3 separate regions of the Homo sapiens genome follow, and regions 1 and 3 are each linked to region 2. Evidence: chromatin contacts called from ENCODE Hi-C or POLR2A ChIA-PET data. All regions are on one chromosome and are shown on one strand. The core of a region is the stretch at or near the end of the contact, and the rest is flanking DNA. Distances in the headings are between cores, read along the strand shown. Region 1 has its middle 85 kb from the start of MIR466. Region 2 has its middle 52 kb from the start of MIR466. Region 3 has its middle 110 kb from the start of GADL1.

Region 1 (4,132 bases), core at 823-3,322, 140 kb before region 2:
CACACCAGCCTAGTAAAGAGATGGTGGGGGGAGTGTTCCATAAGCATCTGTTACACTAGGTTACCTCAAAACCTTGATGTCCCGGAGGAAATCCCACTGCAAGATGGCTTGCTCTGCTGGCTTACACATGCCTCCATGTTCAGTAGTTTTTCAGTAATTTTCTAAAGAAGAAAACCTAATCCTCAAACCACTCCTTCTATATTTACCCAATGCTGGTGCCTGACTAAAAGAAAATTATTTGTTTCTCATTTGCAACTTAATGTTTTGGCCTTTATTAAAAGATGTGCATCTCATCCTCTCCAAACTTTCCATCCTTCCTGCAGAAAACTCACCCAGGCTACTGCATACTCTAGGGTTTTGGTCTCAGTGGATGGAATCTTGTTTTGAAGAAGCCAAATATGATGGATTACTGAAATCTGTTGTTCCCCCAGCTCAGCTGAGGGACTAAGTCCCTGAGAACAGAGATAAGCAGTCTTTTCAGGGTTTTGCCATTTTGATACTGAGGAGATTTAGGAGAGGCCTTTCCAGCATTTGGGGATATCTGTTAAGTATCAGAAATCACAGAACTTGGTCCTGTGGGAGACTTTGGTCACAGAAGGTCAAACTGAGAAGTTCCAGCACCCTGGTCATCTCTGATGAAATCTGAGGAAATCCACGGATTTGTCCACACGCACCCTGCCTCCCTTGAAGCCCTGCAATGGGCAGTAGGAGGGCCTGTGGGAAACACTGCCATTGCAGGTAAGAGGCTGCAACAGAGGGCCCCACCAGCTCGCCTCAGAATTACTCCTTGGATTATAAGAAAGCCTCGGGCACGCCCACAAAGTTCAAAAAAAGTGCCACCTGGGACTTCCTAGTCAGTTCAGAGCTCTTTTCAAACTAAATGACCACTCTGAACTGCTGCATTTTGAATCCACCAGCTGCAGAATCAACCAGCACTGACTTCAGAAGAGACTGAAAGGGGACGGGGTGCATCCCCTTTGCCACCGTTCCCCTGCAAGACAATTGTTCCTATTTAGCTCAGGCCTGTCAGTTAGAATTCACACCTCTATCCTCCCCACTGAGCCCCTGGACTGGGGTGAGAGCTCTGTGTTCAGAGAATCATTTTCATGGGCAGGAGCGTGAAAAGCAGGATGGTGGGTGGTGACTTTTGTTTGAAATGAATTGTGTCTGGGAGTCTTTTGAAGAGCAAAAAATAGACCTATTTATTGACCTAAAGCCATCCATGAAATGGGATATGATCTCTGGCACAAAGAATAGAATAGAAACTCCCCAATATTGTAGCTATCTAGAGATGAAAAAATTGTCTGGAGCTAAGACTTTATTTCTTCATCCGCATTCCTGATGCTGGGCTTCCTGCAGAATGCTGAACAGTATTATCTGTTTCTGGGCCTCAAATAAAGATAGAGAAAGAAAACGAGAGAGGGTGGGGTGGGGAGATCTAGCTAGCTACATTGATCTACAGATATACTTTAATAGTCCTCTTTACTTACAGACACTCTGAGACATGGTCAGACAGTTCACCTCACCTTGTTAATAGTAATTGGCATAAATGCTTCTTGAACTTTTGGCTAAGAGCAAGTGTAATGCCTGCTCTTACCAGTTTAATAATAATTGGCATCATTTTCTGAGCACTTATATAGGTGCCACATACTGTGACAACATTTATGCATATTATCTCATTAAATTCTTAAAACACTACATTTTAAAAAACCGATTAACTATAGCCACATTAAAAAAAAAAAAAAAGGAAAAGAAAACTGAGGCTCAAAACATTACTAAGCTTGCTTAAGGCCACATACCCAGGAAACTATATTAAAATTTGAACCCTGCTCGGCCTGAGCCCAATGCCTGAGTTCTTAACCACAGTGTCATTTAATTAAAGAAAAGTACACTCTAGAGAGTAACCATTCAACAGGCACTCGGGGTGGCCTTGGAAAGGAAAAGAAACACAATGAGACACTGAATGCACTTTAATATTTGAGAGAATTGGTTTCTCTTAAATGTGTCAGCCTATCATCCATGTTGTTCACAGCTTGAATCATAGGGTGGTTGTAGGTTGAGGGGAGCAGTCACCATTGACTCATCTCTGTCCTTCATCCTTTGTAGCTAGTCACCTACTAAATCCAGTGGATTCACCTTTGAAATGACTCATAACCACTCTTTCTTACTATATTTTTTCCTCCACTTTGAGCTCAGCCTTCATCTCTTCCTATTCAGATAACATCAACATTCTCCCCACTGGCTGGTCTGACTCAGCTCTCTCCTCATCCTGTCGGACTGCCCACTGCCAAACATGGTATCCTAAAATAGTGCGTCCAACATTTCACTATCCTGCTCAAACATCTGTGATTGCTCTCTAGTCTTTGTTGGCCTAAGTTCTGTTTTCTGCTTTATAGTCTGTCTTTCTCTCCCAGAACAAATGTCCATCCCCAGTCTGTACCCTTTTTCATCATCTGCCTTCCTTTTGCACCTGGCCACCCTTATCTGTATTATCCTCCCTCCCTCACATTGTTACCTAAATCATATCCAAATGTCAAGGTCAAGTCTCACTACACCCATGAAGGTTGTACTTTAAACCAAACCACTCAGTCCTTAACTTTTCTATAGATAAGAGGGGTATTCCAGTTTGGATTACTGACAAGAGGAAAGGCCCAGACAAGTATCTGAATGTAGAGATGTTATTTGGAAGTTACAGGAAGATATGATAGGGTGGTGGGGAAGAGGGACAAGATGGGAAAGGCAGCCAATAAAAGGTGCATTTTCAAGCCAGTTACCGCTGTGGACAACTGGAACTTAGTCCTGTGGGGAACAGGGGAGCCAGTATAGGATACACACTTCAATTATCTCATTCAAGGGGTGATGGGGTTGGAGTATGGATACACTGACTAATCATCAGTCATTGCTAGAGGGCTGCTCCCAGGGGGCATTCACTCCTCAGCACTTCTGTCCTACTAGCAAAACAAGCTCCAGTGGCAAAAGAAAGCCCCAGTCAAAAGAAATACTGGTGTTGGAAGTTGGCAATCAGATGGAGCAGACTGAGATGGTAGGAGCAATGGGATATATGAGTGGGACCTGGCAGCATCTGCTACAATAACCAGATAGTTTATTACCCAAACCCAGGCACTTTTGAGAGTGAAAAGAAATACTATTAATAATTATTGTGACAAAAAAATCAAGATGGTCCTAGGCAAATTAGTATGTATGGTATTGCATTTATAACAGTGAGTTTTATATCCGATTCTCCCCATCTCCACTCAGATGATATGATCCTTTAGGGTATGTTCAGTGTGGTCCAGCTACATGTGCCTTATTGAAGCCAGTACAGTGCTTAAGACAGCAGATGTTCAGAAAATACTGGATGGCTGGACATTGGATGAAGTAGCCACCAAAAATTCAAATTATGTTACTATTCAAAAAGCACAGCCTTTAAAGTCAGACAGTCCTGAGTTGAAACCCAAACCCCACTGACTTATTGTTAAACTGAGATGTAGATATGGCACATCTCTGAACTGTGTTTCCTTATCTTTAAAGTGGAGATGAAAATAATATATTCCTGTAGAGTTATCAAAGATCAGAGATGAGCTATAAGATAGTAGCTCTTAATATCCAGTAAATCAAACTATAGTAAATTAAAATATAGTCATTATTATTGCAAAAGCTATTTTTTAAAAAATGATACTATTGATGTCATCTTGCTCATTATTACCTCAGTCACATGCTGTAACTGGTACTTTGTCTCATCCCAGCATTTTGTTTTCTTCTCTGTGACTGTAGATGTTTTCACATAGCAGCAGGATTGAGCTTTCATAAATTGCACTTCCATTTGTGGAGACAAGGACCCTGGAATTGACTGGGCCATTCTCTAAGTCAGAGATGAAGAAGAATTTGGAAAAGGGAAAATATTTCCTGCAAAGAATTTGAGAGAATAAGACATGGCATGAGCGATTACCTGGACTGCCCAAAATCAGAATCTCCAGATTAAGCGTCACTGTTTCTCACCGTCTAAGAGGCTATGAATTAAGAGAAAAGCCACAGTAGAAAGATACCTGACTTTTCAAAAGGAGAATTCTGACACCTCGAAAGTAAACAAGTATTACTTAAGCTGCTGAGATGTCTTCCTAGCTTATCTCCA
Region 2 (4,209 bases), core at 402-2,901:
CTTTCTGGTGATGGCCGTTCAGCCAGAAACAGATCCACCCAATTGTCCAGAAACATAGATCCACTAGTTCCACCAAAGATGTGTTGACAAATTGATACAAAGTCTTGTTGAAATACAAGTATATGAAACCTATGGCATTCCTTGAATCTACTGGAACCTAACGTAACTTTCACATTGGCATTTAACCTGCCACACTAGTTACGTAGTGATCCCAAGTTCTTCACTTAACTTCAGTACTCAAGTCTTCTCATTGACAGCAGTGAGATAATGGTTCTAATCTCACATTTTGGTGGGGGCTTTTATAAAGTACTATATAGCTTATTTGCTATCTATGTGCGAGTTACTATATAATGCCTACTGCCTCCTTATAAGCATAGAGACTGAATGGAAGTCCCTCAATTCTGTTTAGGTTTTTTGAGGGCTAAGGAGTTAAAACTAAGGAGAATAAATCTGGAGGGAGAGTTGAGTTGCTCTGCAAAAGAGAAGAAATAGAAATGGAAGACCTTTAGCCATCTAGAGAAACCTGGAAGAGACAGGTGAGAAACAGGACTGTGGGAGAGGGCGAAACCCTCCGCAAAATGGCAGTTTCCTACTAGAATGGACAAATTACAGAACAAAGGCACACTCGAGGTAGCTGAACCCAAGTGGTATAGAAAGCCAACAGGACACACTGACTCATCTACTGGCATTCCCATTCTAGAAAGTAGCAGAAATCTTGGAGGTAAAGCTCTGTGGACCATGGAATTTGAGAGTTAAAGGCAAATTTACGTAGATCTCAAGGGGCAGGAAAAAACCCCACCTGAATTTTGGCCTATATACATTTGCATTCATATACAAGAAGCAATAGAATAGTGAACTTTTCAGTCCTTGGGTGATTTTTGCTGAAGCAGAAAAAGGGGAAAAAAAGTCTCTGTGTTCTGTTATTCCAACTTTGATCTTTTATTCATTCTCTGAGGGCATAAATGATTGTTTATCTATGTTTTCATTAGTAAAACCACTCTTGAGGATTTTTTGTTTGTAGTTGTTGTTGTTTCCTGCTGTGGATTTTAACACAGAGGCCTTTCGTTTTGAACCAAATGTATCAACAACGAGCATCCTACAATTGCCATTTGCTAGATCCCTTTGTTTGTGGGCTCTTTTGCCTTATGTTCATGTAGGGTACAAAATTAATTACAAGCATGAATAGCTTGTGTCTGCTGTGTTGGAGAACCTGAGGTGATAATGGCTGCCACCTACCATACCCCAGAATGTGCCTACCCACAGCCTCTGCAGAACATGTAGCCCCAGGAGGATATGTTTTATACCATGCAGCCTGGCCATTCTGGTCTCAGTCAGGGGTGCAAATCTAAAGCAAGAGCAGCCAAACCATAGCCTCTCCATGACCTCTGGAGTGGCCACAGGTAAAAAGACAAGTTATGGCCGGGTGCTGTGGCTCATGCCTGTAATCCCAGCACTTTGGGAGGCCTAGGCGGGCGGATCATGAGGTCAGGAGATGAGATCATCCTGGCCAACACGGTGAAACCCCGTCTCTACTGAAAATATAAAAATGACCTGGGTGTGGTGGCATGTGCCTGTAATCCCAACTACTTGGGAAGCTGAGGCACGAGAATCGCTTGAACCCAAGAGGCGGAGGTTGGAGTGAGCTAAGATCTTGCCACTGCAATCCAGCCTGGTGACAGAGCAAGACTTTGTCAAAAAAAAAAAAAAAAAGTTATGCCAGTCAGATTCTCTTCCTCAGATATTTGAAACAGGAAATGAGTAAGAGAAGACGATGACAGTGTACATCAAAGAAGGCCATGAAATACCTTTAGAAGCCATGAGGAATCACGAGCAAGCCAGAATTAGGAGAAAGCAAAGTCAATAGCAAGAGCAGAAGGAAGGTAACATAAGAAACTCGATAGCACTGTACTAACCTCAACCTGTTCCTGCCTCAGGTATGAGCACATCCAAGCCATTCCCTTTGCCTACCTTTTACATTATCTCTTTTTCCTCTTCCCATCTCCTCCCTTCTTTGCTTAAAGACAACAAGGCAGAAGAATTAGAGTGTTGCCATCAGAAGTCATGGAAATGCACCATTGCAATTCCCTTGTTTTTCCCTATTTAAGCTGAGCTTTATGAAGGATACATTAACCACATTATCAGATGGAGACATAATGACAAGCCTGCTCTTCATCTTTTCAAAATGCCCAGATGGAAATAATGTCTGAGAATGTAAAGTTTTCCCATCACAGCACTCTTCTCTCTTGTTGAATCTAATTGTAGCACTAGAAAAAGAGAGACTGACTCTTGCAAACCTCCCAGTGAAATGCCAACTGTAACACATCATTAGCTAAATAAGAAACAACAAGGTCAGCATGGTGTGCGAGAAATGGCAATGTTGTACTTGCTGTTGATTCAGAACTGGCGGGTTTGTGAGGAAGGGAAAAATAAATGTGTATAGAGGTAATGTTGGCCAGGTGCAGTGACTCACGCCTGTAAACCCAGCACTTTGGGAGGCCGAGGCAGGTGGATCACCTGAGGTCAGGAGTTCAAGACCAGCCTGGCCAACATGGCAAAACCCCATCTCTACCAAAAATACAAAAATAATAGACAGGCGTGGTGGCACACCTGTAATCCCAACTACTCAGGAGGCTGAGGCAGGAGAATAGCTTGAACCTGAGAGGCTGAGGTTGCAGTGAGCCGAGATCATGCCACTGCACTCCAGCATGGGTGACAAGAGCGAAACTCCATCTCAAAAAAAAAAAAAAAAAAAAAAAAGCAATGTCACTACAGGCCGCCACAATATATAGGTGTGCATGGGAAAATATAGTTGAGTGTATTTTCAGGATGTGGCAAGCGGATGTGGCTCAACCAGAGGAATTTATAGCAGCAAGTAACAGCCATACCACCATAAAACTGCACAGAAGCTACTTTTAGACTTTGAGGATCAAACAGCTAGATTCAAAACACAGATAATAGAATAACAACTGCTGCTTAACAGGGAGTAGGAGATAAAAATAATTTGCTACACTTTGCTAGATTCCACCCCATTCCTCTAACATAGCAATCCTGGGCAGTTAATTAGAGTATGTGTGGTCGCTGCAGATGAAGGGAAACTCTATCAGCGATGGAAGAAACAGTAGACAGGAAATCCTGAGCCAGCCATTAAAATAGGAGTAAGATTTCAGAAGCCAGAGATGAGATACAATAGGAGGTGAACTGAGTTAGAGGAAACAACTCCTAGTGAAAGAAGGTCTCTTTGCCCTAAATCAGTAAAAGGGATCTACATTAAAAATTCGTATTTAATCGTTAACGTTTATTTTAAAATAAACTAATGGTTGTTGTTTCTTATTTAATTAAGAAATTAAAAGAATTTCTTGAAATTAACCTATTTTCTAAGTTCGATGTCAGCCATAATTATTATAGACCAAGAGGCACACACAAACCCACTCCCTCCCCTAACCCATCTCTTAAACAAAAGATCACCCTCCAGTGACCCTTAAAAAGAGTTTGAGAACTATAAAGTCACAAGAATAAAACCTTAACACTGACAGGATATAAGCTGGCTACAGATGACATTTCCAACCCCCTCTCCTTGTCAGTACAAAAGATGCATTGGATGTGGGGGACAGATTTGTTGAGATACTCATGGACTTGCATGTGTGGCACTTTATGAAAAAATAAAAAGGAATCAGACTTCCCATTTAAATTCTCTCACCTCTACCCCTTCCTTACATTTTTTCCTTGCCCCCCAACTCTCACAGGAACAGAGTAACATGGGATAAAGAGGATGAGAGTACAGAAAGCAAATGATAAAAATATGTGCTCTTGAGTCATTGGAAGATTCTGATCCAAAGTAATGGGTGATTATTACTCCTTGAAGCCACAGTCAAAAGCAAATTTAAAATATTCCCTCCTTTTCTCCTGAAGTCTTTTTCTCCAATCTGGCAACTGGCAATGCACTAAAGGAATGTTTTCATCAATGTGTCCAAATATGTTATTCAAAGTAAGATTTTATATGAGATAGCCTCAGGGAACTTTCTGGAAGAAAAAGGCAGCCCCAAAATTGGATGCACAAATTGCTTTAAGGTTTTAAGATTTGGCGAAATATATTGTGCCTTCATTGTACCCCAAGCCAGAAATGGAAAAAAGAAAAAAGAATCAATACAAAGAATGACTTTCCAGGCAGTGCAAAGGGATTCAGTGTTTCCACAGGTTTGCAAGAATGCA
Region 3 (4,611 bases), core at 1,287-3,786, 210 kb before region 2:
ATAAACTAAGAAAACACAACCAAAGGCAGGTTGGGGAGTATCTTAGTCAGCTTGGGCTGCTATAAAAATATGTTGCATTGGGTTACTTGATTTATTTCTCATAGTTTTGGAGGATGAGAAGTGCAAGATCAAGGTACTGGATGATTTGATTCCTAGTAAAGTCTCTTTCTCTGTTTTGAAGTCTTCTTGCTGCATGTTCACATGGCAGAGAAAGACAGATATCCTGTTTTTATAAGGGCAATAATCCCATCACAAGAGCCCACACTCACAACCTAACCTAAACCTAATTCCGTCCCAAAGGGCCCACCTCCAAATACCATTAAATTGGAGATTAGGGTTTCAACATCTAAATTTGGGGATGATACAGACACTCAGTCCACAGCAAGAAGGAATAAATCACAGTGGGTTTTTAGAAAGTCCATGTCAATCTGTAATCCATGTACTGTGTTTCTTTAAATTTTGTCCTTTATTGTAATGACCTTTGATGCTAAAAACAAATGTAGTAATGTGTGTTTAGAATCTTATGTTAATTTTTTTCCAAAACAAGCAATATTGGTAGAACCCACTTATTTATTCTGCCTATATGTCATTTATACATTCCAATGGATAAGTTTACTATCAAAACTATATACCGTAAACCAATGCCTGGGTGTACACCATAAACTATACACCATAAACCAATGCCTTGCTATTTCCCTGGTAATCTTCAGCTGGTGCAGGACCTGCCCAGTAAATCAAACCCTATTAAAGAATAGTGAAATTAAGTAGAGGAAAACCATAAAATAAGTTGTGGGAAGTGAGGGCTGGAGGGAGTGGGGAGAAAGAAGCTCGATAGATGAAAGGGGACAGAATCACACCAGAAAGTGGAAGGACTTATTGTAATAACCGAAGGATGCTGAGATAGATGGAATGTGTATAACCTGCTTTGAACTCTCTGCTCAGGAAAACAGACACCATGTAAACACAATATCCTAGTTACTATGTTTCTCACAAGACATACAAAAAGGGAACTTAGTCATTTCAATAGTTGAACAATGCTATATTATCAAAATGAAACTAGATTTAAACTATTAAATAACTGCATTCACCCAAAGTATTTGTACACACAGCAAAGCTATTTAAACCAACGGATATAATTTTGAGAGGAATTGTTATATTAATTCACATTTATTTTAAGTGGCAGTGGAATACTGAATGCAGATAAGACAGTTAACTGTTTGAATTCTAGGGTATAGACCACAGGTACAGAATAAAATATTTTTTAATTTATTGAACACCAGCAATGTGGTCAGTATTGGACACATTTTGATACCATTCATGACTGCCTTGTTATCTAAACAAGCAGAAACAATCTTACCCAGAAGAGAAAGACAGGTGCCAATCAGCAGAAGACAGGAAAGTATTGTTTTATTTTCGTGGTGTTACACAAAGCCGACCAGATAGAGAGAGATGGAGTGAGGGGAGAGGAGGAGATGTAAGGAATTGGCTCACACAACTGTAGAGGCTGGCAAGTCCAAAATTTGAGGGGTATGTTAGGTCAGCAGGCTAGAGACCCAGGGAAGAATTGATGTTGCAGTTTGAGTCCAAAGGCCATCTGCTAGCAGAATTTCCTCTTTCTCAGGAATATCAGTCTTTTCCTTAATGTCTTCAACTGATTGGATGAGAATTACCTACCGGATGAAGGGTAATCAACTTTACTCATGGTCTACTGACGTATATGTTAATTTCATCTAAAAAAAATACCTTCATGCAACATCCAGATATGTTTGGCCAAAGTGCCATGGCCTAGTCCAGTTGACACAAAAAATTAGCCATCACAGTTGCCTTACCAATATTTGATATACTGTGACATTTTTCATTCAATTCTGTTCTACTCCGAAAAATTTTTTAAATGATGATCACAAACTAGTGGATTGATTTCATGACTTGCTCCAAGAATGCAGCTTTAAAATCTGAAAAATATTGGTCTAGAAACCTGTCTAAAAGAGGCTCATTAACTTTCTTGTGCAACACTGGAGGCAGGAGCAGCAAAAATGTCCTCTTGCACTCAGGAGGTACAGGGGAGTGGAGGATCTAAAAGCCCAAAATGGAGTGGCAGAATGTGTCCATTGAGCCTGAGAGTGGCAAGTATATAGTTCCAAAAGTTAATGATTTGAAGAAGTCTTATATTCGGGAAGAAAGAAAGACAGAAGTGAAACCATAGACTAGTAACTGCAGACTAGACAGAAACAAGGAAACCTCCATGGACATAGCATACAGATAATGGCATCAAGGACAGCATCACCAGATGTTTCCTTGACAGCATAACATAATGTAACTACTCCCAATTCAGACAATTCCACGGATAGAAGAATAGCATTGCAAAAATGACTGGAATTCATTCCTACCAAACAGTGGACTAGGAATTTGACATAGCAGTGTTTAGTCATCTATTGTTACATGAATAACCATCCCAAACTACTGGTTTAAAACAACATCAATTATTTTACTCTTACCCCGTACATTTCTGGAGCTTGACTGAACTCAGCAAGATTGTTTTCACTCAGCTCTCTTGTGCAGTTGCAGGCAGACAGTGGCTGGGGCTAAGTTGTCTGATGGCTGGCTTACTCATATGACTGGTGCCTGGCCTGGAAAATACCAACAGCTGGGGCTCCTTCAGCAGATCTCTATCTCCATGTAATAGAGAAGCTTCATGATAGCTAGAGTGAGAGATCCAGGCAGAAGCTGTTCTGCTCTTAGGACTTTGGCTGAGAAGTCACACAGCATTACTTCTGCCATAATCTAATAGCTGAGGCAGTCACAAAAGCCTGACTAGTCTCACGAGCAGGAGACAGAGACTTGACTTCTTGATGAAGAAAGTGCAAGTTCTGGTACATCACATAGAACCAGAAACATTCTTGCAGCCATTTTTGGCAAAAAAAAAAAAAAAAAAAAAAAAAAAAAAAAAAAAAATCTGTTCAAAAAAGTTCACTTAGAGGAAAGTTAAATGAATTTCTTGCCTATTCAAGTCAATGCACGGAAATTTATACCTAACAAACGGTAACGATTTGAGACTCATTCACCATACAAGGATCGGGAACCACAGATGCAGCCCAATGTCCTCATTTTACAACTGAGGACACTAAGACATAAACAAGGTCAGTGACTTGTACAGCGTCTCACAGAGAGTCAGTGTCAGAGCAAGCCTAGATCCCAGGTCTTTGAGACCCACCTTAATTCCCTTCCTAGCCTCTTTCTCTCTAGTCTTTCCACTGACCTTCACGTGCTCATTTACGAACAGAGCTGAGTGGGCGAGGACACATAGAGTTCTTGCTCTTAAGTACCTGATGGCAGTAGAAGTATTTGCCAACAAGGGCCACACTGAATTCAGGCATGGAATAAAAGGAAACACCACAAGGTTTCCCAGATGTGAAGAGGGCGAGGACTTCCCAAGCAATGACGTTCTAAACATGGCAGGCAGACTCACCCATCAGAACAGACACTAGCCATAAACAACCAGTAAGATAGTACCCATGTGTCCCAAGTGGATATCACCTTTGCCCCCTCTCTGACCAAGGTAAAAAGATGTTTTCCTCGTTTGTTTTATTTTTAATTTTTTTTTATTTGTTATATATATTTTAAGACAGTGTTTCACTCTGTCACCCAGGCTAGAGTACAGAGGCATGATCATGGTTCACTGCAGCCTTCACCTCCCAGGCTCAAGCAATCCTCCCATTTCAGCCTGCCAAGTAGCTTGAACTACGGGAACGCACCACCACGCCTGGCTAACTTTTGTATTATTTTGTAGACATTGGGTGTTGCAATGTTGCCCAGATGGGTCTCGAACTTCTTGGGTCAAGTGATCTGCCTGCCTTAGCCTCCCAGAGTACTGAGATTACAGACATGGGCTACCATGCCTGGCCTAATTTCTTCTGTTTAAATCCAAGACTATTCATAGCTTTGTGGTACAAATTTCAGGTTGCAAATTCATTTGTTCTAGGGGAAAATGAAATAGGATTTTCTAAGTGCTAGCAAAAATAATGTTGAAGTTTCTCCTTAAATACTTTTTAGAAGTTAAATCACTGCTGCTGAAGAAAAATGATGAGTCAATAGAAACTAAAGCATGATCATATGGATTAAATTTTTCTCAACAAGACTGTTTTTTTAAAGGAAGGGCAAAGAATTGAGAAGAATTGGTTTCCAGTAGATTTTTTGTTAACAATCATCAGTTTTCTATACATAAGACTTATCCAGCCTGGTGTTATGGAGATAGGGAATGGGGTACCAAATGCAGGAGTATAATTTCGCTGCAAGATTAACTGAAGAACAGAAAAACTATAGTTAAAATATAGCACTTGGTATTCTATTAGGTAAAAGAAAGAAAAAAAAGTATACGAGAAGAAATTTACATTGGCATCTTTGGTTCCAGTGGGGAAATTATATTTGACTGCCTCTCCCTCTGGATGGCATTTAAATGAACAATACAGACTTCACAGAAACCTAGCACATTAGAGCTGGGAAAGGTCTTAGAGAAGATTTTGTCCAAATGCTGCATTTTACAGGTGATGATGTTAAGGCTGTGAGAGAAAAAGTAGCTCACTCAGTTACACAGCTGGTGGAGCAAGAGCTGGA

Evidence for each region. Hi-C counts contacts between places; a loop is a spot of excess contacts on that map. ChIA-PET counts read pairs that join two places held with the same protein, here RNA polymerase II (POLR2A). Pooled maps may share reads with other maps.
Region 1: a loop to region 2 is called in a pooled map, with 8 times the contacts of the local background. The contact joins two enhancer-like sites. A Hi-C loop is called at or near these places in 8 of 50 pooled maps. POLR2A ChIA-PET finds 5 or more read pairs at or near these places in 2 of 52 experiments (OCI-LY7 and PC-9).
Region 3: a loop to region 2 is called in a pooled map, with 3 times the contacts of the local background. The contact joins two enhancer-like sites. A Hi-C loop is called at or near these places in 3 of 37 single-sample maps with no recorded cell type and 4 of 50 pooled maps.

What each region holds. Positions count from the first base shown.
Region 1 is chr3:31,075,144-31,079,275 of GRCh38, forward strand. No RefSeq gene overlaps it. Among named protein-coding and RNA genes, the nearest start is that of MIR466, 85 kb to the right of the region's middle. RefSeq lists a silencer at 371-571. Within about 2 kb of position 2,073, at least 3 of the 41 ENCODE cell types and tissues checked have a DNase peak (open chromatin) inside an H3K27ac peak, as active enhancers do.
Region 2 is chr3:31,211,205-31,215,413 of GRCh38, forward strand. No RefSeq gene overlaps it. Among named protein-coding and RNA genes, the nearest start is that of MIR466, 52 kb to the left of the region's middle. RefSeq lists an enhancer at 944-2,143. Within about 2 kb of position 1,652, at least 3 of the 41 ENCODE cell types and tissues checked have a DNase peak (open chromatin) inside an H3K27ac peak, as active enhancers do.
Region 3 is chr3:31,001,940-31,006,550 of GRCh38, forward strand. No RefSeq gene overlaps it. Among named protein-coding and RNA genes, the nearest start is that of GADL1, 110 kb to the left of the region's middle. Within about 2 kb of position 2,537, at least 2 of the 41 ENCODE cell types and tissues checked have a DNase peak (open chromatin) inside an H3K27ac peak, as active enhancers do.